2 separate regions of the Homo sapiens genome follow, and region 2 is linked to region 1. Evidence: read pairs that join two places in POLR2A ChIA-PET (ENCODE). Cell type or tissue: OCI-LY7. All regions are shown on one strand.

The links. Peaks named below come from ENCODE experiments on the same cell type or tissue, not always from the same donor. Only the 100,000 strongest peaks of a DNase experiment are listed, where the experiment ranks them.
Region 2: POLR2A ChIA-PET joins it to region 1 with 5 read pairs; 1 of 35 experiments calls an interaction of 5 or more read pairs at or near these places.

The regions. Positions count from the first base shown.
Region 1 is chr16:84,090,670-84,093,169 of GRCh38, forward strand. MBTPS1 (membrane bound transcription factor peptidase, site 1) reads right to left here. Exons shown (of 23, transcript NM_003791.4): 7 at 1,063-1,179; 8 at 206-273. Among named protein-coding and RNA genes, the nearest start is that of MBTPS1, 25 kb to the right of the region's middle. RefSeq lists an enhancer at 880-2,079. In OCI-LY7, no CTCF peak of the experiment used is centred here; a DNase peak (open chromatin) is centred at 962; H3K27ac peaks cover 372 bases.
Region 2 is chr16:84,422,750-84,425,249 of GRCh38, forward strand. It overlaps ATP2C2 (ATPase secretory pathway Ca2+ transporting 2), which reads left to right. Exons shown (of 27, transcript NM_014861.4): 10 at 439-514. Among named protein-coding and RNA genes, the nearest start is that of ATP2C2-AS1, 43 kb to the right of the region's middle. In OCI-LY7, a CTCF peak has its summit at 900 (motif pointing right); a DNase peak (open chromatin) is centred at 992.

The DNA.
Region 1 (2,500 bases):
AGGTGACAACTGCTGAGGTGAGTGGTGAGTACCTGGGTGTTCATCTACATCCTATAGTATTTTTTTACATGAGGAAAACATCCTTAAGACAAGTTTTAGACAGACATAAACAAGTAACCATAGGTAGATACACAAACAGATAACAATTTTTCAGTTATTTAAGGGGGAAAAAATCCCCGAGGTCATCCCTGCTGGGGCTACTTACCCATAAAGAGGTCCGTCATTGCCAATAGCAGAAACCATGATTACATTGTTAGCTGTTAATTCCCACACCTACAAAAGGAGCATTTATTTAATGAAAGTATCCCTTTCATTAAACATATAACTGTCAAAAAAAAAAAAAAAACCATACACAACGTCTAAAAACAGTTCTAAAAAAGCAGCACTGGCCCATTATAAAGGCGGATGTGCTGGCAACTTGCATTTTTAGAGGATACCACCCGGGACGGAGAAGCACGCAGTGCACAGAGCAGATGCTGACTTTCTAGTCACTTTGAGGAAAACACGAATTGCATGTTTAGGTAAGAAAGAATTGGCAGGGCATGGTGGCTCACGCCTGTAATCCCAGCACTTTGAAAGGCTGAGGTGGGTGGATCACCTGAGGTCAGGAGTTGGAGACCAGCCTGGCCAATTCGGTGAAACCCCGTCTCTACTAAAAATAGCAAAATTAGCCGGGCATGGTGGTGTGCACCTGTAATCCCGGCTACTTGGGAGGCTGAGGCAGGAGAACCGCTTGAACCTGGGAGGCGGAGGTTGCAGTGAGCCAAGACTGTGCCATTGTACTCCAGCCTGGCCAACAAGAATAAAACTCCATCTCAAAAAAAAAAAAAAAAAAAAAATCAGCAAGGCACCATGTGCTCCTTATCAACACCTACTCTGAGGCCTCTAACCCACTCAATTTATGACATGCAAATCACTGAAGCTCACGTCATTAGCCATCTGTTCTCACAAAGCTGTCACCACCTGGATGAAAAGCCACCAACACACTAGATATGATGCAAAGTTGGGCTGCGAAAGAGCAGGAGCTGTCACCCAAACCCCGTGTGCAGTGACTCCACAAACCTTGTCAACAAACGGATGATCCATGAAGTCCGGGCCGCCGATGCTGAGGTTTAACACGTCGATCTTCTTTAAAATGGCATAGTTGAAGGCGTCCAAAAACCAAGATGTGTAAGATACCTAGTTAAATATTATAACAGTCTGCTTAGTGTTTCAATCAAGTTTTAAAGTGCTAGGACAGTTTTTATTTCTAAGGCTCTTTTAAAATTACAAGTAGTTCTCTTAATTTTTTTTTACTTAAAACCAGAAATGAATCCTGAGCATGCATAATGCTCTGGAGAGTAAAATACAACACGTAGAAGTTCTAAGTCCTTGGAGCTGAACCTAAGGAAGAGGCAGCTGTGTTCTGCAGGTGGCCTATCTCTCTAGGTGAAATGCACAGCTCTCTACACAAAGAATGCCTTCCTAGATAACACCCAAGCTCCCAACCGCCCCTCTCCTACAAAAGGACTTATCCCAAGGCACTTCTATTAAGTTAAGCATTTTGGAATAGTTCAACTTATCTATCTAACCTTCTTCATTCCTAAACAGACTGAAGGACAAATGGCAGCAGTAACAGTTATTTCACAGTATTAGTCTTCTGATGTTCAAGTGCTCCTATGTTCCTTACAAAAGCTTCATTACTTTGTGGATCACCTTTAGCTGTTGCTTTTTTAAAAAATATAAAATTAAGTTTATGGTAGGAAGAGAAGCAATGTAATGATTAAGATTATGTTTTTAAAGGTTTTTAAAAGACCAGGTACTTATATTTTCTCATATACACCAAAGAAATTCTACGAGGAGGTATAAGAAAGGAACATCATCACACAGGACACACGGGCCAGTGAGGAAAGAACCTGCTGGACGGGGACAGGGGTGGGGGTCTCACTGTGTTACCTTCTGACATTTCTGAGCTATGCATTACCTATTCAAAAATTAACCTTAAAAAATAAATAACGAAAAAAGAAACAAATACTAGGACCCTCTCCCTTTTCTATAGTTTCCAAATGAAGAGTGAAGGAACAAGGCTTGTAAACTCCCATTACCCAACACAATGCCAGGTGTCGGGACACAGAGGTAAATAAAACAGCTCAAGGTGGTAGGAACCCAATCAGGGAGGCAAGCACACTTATTCTATCTGCAATTGTTCTGTTCTATCATGCAGACAACCGACCCAGGGTACAGAGGCCTGGGGAAGCCTGGAGGTAGAGAAGAAACAAGGGAAATCAAAGAATCGTCGTAAGTAGTAGCCTCGGCAGGGTCTTCAGGGTTCAACTTAGGTCGACACAGTGGTTGGTGGGAGAAGGGCGGAGCCACCCAGGAGGCAGAGGAACAGTAAACTGAGCATGCGTGCTGCAGTATGAATGGCTCAGCGTCACTGACGTGCACTCCTTTTACACAAGTGTGTACAGTCCAGTGATTCTGCTTTTTACATTTCAGTATGAATTCCTCAAGTTTCAGG
Region 2 (2,500 bases), 330 kb after region 1:
TTATAGGCAAATAATACCAGCCTTGCCTACTCCTTAGGAATGAGTGGCATGTGGTTCATATGAGTATACTTTTTAAACATTTAATTTTTTTTTTTAATAGAGACAGGGTTTCGCCATGTTGCCCAGGCTGGTCTCAAACTCCTGAGCTCAAGCAATCTGTCTGCCTCAGCCTCCCAAAGTGCCAGGATTACAGGCATAAGCCACCACACCTGGCCTCTTTTCAAACACGTAAGACATTTGTTAGCATTTTGATAAAGATACAGCTTTCAGACAGTAATACGCACAGGTCTTCAGTGCAAAAGTCAATGAATGTTGACATATGTGTACCCCTGTGTAATCATCACTGAAGCTGTAGGATGGCAAGGTGAAGACATTTTGAACAAAGGCAGGCAGAAGCTAGGATCTTGTCCAACTAACCCATTGTGCTCACCCTTTCAGACACCTAAAACTCCTTTGCAGAAAAGCATGGACAGGCTAGGAAAGCAACTGACACTCTTCTCCTTTGGCATAATCGGTGAGTGAAGCAGTTTCCATACTGGGTTTGTTCTGCAGATGGAGGGGAGCCATCATAGGGGGGTTGCCATGGCCGTTTCTCAAATATCTTGCTACTCAGCTGCATAAGGCTTGGGGATTGGGATCAGAGGCTCTCCACAAGCAACAAGAGCTTTCTGTATAGTTGGACCAGGCTGGCTGCTGTAACAAGCAGCCACTACATTTTCTTGGCTTAACAGAGTAAACGCTTGTTCCTTGCTCACACCGCAGTCCAAAGTCCGTGGGTGTATTCCTGGTCCAGTGGCTCTCCTGGATAGCTCGCCTACAAACAGTGACTTGGGCCCAGGCCCCTGTTACATTGCTGCTCTATCTTCCTCTGGGTCCTTGGAGGCCATGTTTCTGTTCAGCCAGCAGATGGTGAAAGAGGAAACATGGAGGCTTGTGGAGGACATTTTTAAGGCATAGACCAGGAAGTGGAATCATCAATTTGACCATCTTTTATTGGCCAGAATGGAGTCACATGGCCTACATAACTGCAAAGGAGACTGGGAAATGTAGTTTATCTGTGCACCCAAACATATTTCTATGCTTCTAAGCAGGCTGTTCCTGGACTGGGACTTCCTGACCTTTGGTAACACAACAAACAGCATTGACATGATGCTGCGGTTCTGAATCTAGATCTTAAGGCTTGACATCCCCATAGTGCTGCCCCAGTCCCTTCTGGGGCTTCTTCCTGTTCTTTCCATATCTGGCCTTACTTCTGTGTCCTTTATTCCAGCCTTTAGGATCAACCCATGCCTGGCCCCTAATAGATTCTCAGTAAATATTTGTTGAGTAAAACATTTAATCAAGGAATAAACCAACAAGCCACTGCCTATAGCACATCTAGTGATGAGGGGGGTGCTGGTGAGTGTAGCCAAAACTGCGAAGCCAGAGAACAGTCTTGAGAGAAACAGCTTATGTAAGCCCATGTTTCTTAAGTTAAATTAGAACTTAAATTGACATGTCCACAGCAAGACCCATGATATCATTCAGACATTTTTTTTGAGGGGGCAGGAATGGAGTCTCACTCTGTTGCCCAGACTGGAGAGCAGTGGCGTGATCTCAGCTCACTGCACCCTCTGCCTCCTGGGTTAACCAATTCTCCTGCCTCAGCCTCCTGAATCTCTGGGATTACAGGCATGCACCATCACGCCCAGCTGATTTTTGTATTTTTGGTAGAGACAGGGTTTTGTCATGTTGGCCAGGCTGGTCTCAAACTCCTGGTCTCAAGTGATCTGCCCGCCTTGGCCTCCCAAAGTGCTAGGATTACAGGCATGAGCCACCGCACTGGGCTTTTTTTTTTTTTTTTTTTTTTTAACATTTTGGGAACTGCTCTAGCAGATGGAGAGTTTTGACACTCAGTCCCATGGACCCCCTAGAAGGCCCAAGGGGCAGGTGCAGGGAAGCAACACCATGCTGGTCAGCGCTTCTAGAGGAAAGTAGCATTTGCCAATTCCCATGGTGCAAATACTCTCAGTGTGGCCGTTTTCAAGCTACTAATGTATAGACACAGAACATGGATTTCGGAAGAGATGTACCTAGTTGATTCTTGTGAGCTCCTGTGAGGAGTCTCCAGCCTTCTACTATGGGAATGCCACAAGGGTGGAGTGAGTACCTAGTGGGGGTGGCTCTAGGCTCACTGCCTCACCCCTATTTCCAATAGAGCTCCCCTTGCTAATCTATTTCATTTGAGTTCATTTGGGTTCTAGCTAAGATTTCAGCTGATGACTGAGTTTAGTAGCCAATAGTAGAATGCCCAAAACAAAACTAACAGATACTGTGGCAGCTGCCCCCCTCAATACATACACACACACACCCCGCTACCATCCATCAGAAAACATCCCTGGCCCCCTGGCCCCTGCAAAGCAAAGCTAACGTTCTTTAGCAAGCTCTCCAAGGGTGTCACCTGGCAACACCACCCACCTTCCCAGTCCCTACTCACACCTCCGTGTCTCGTACACCTAGT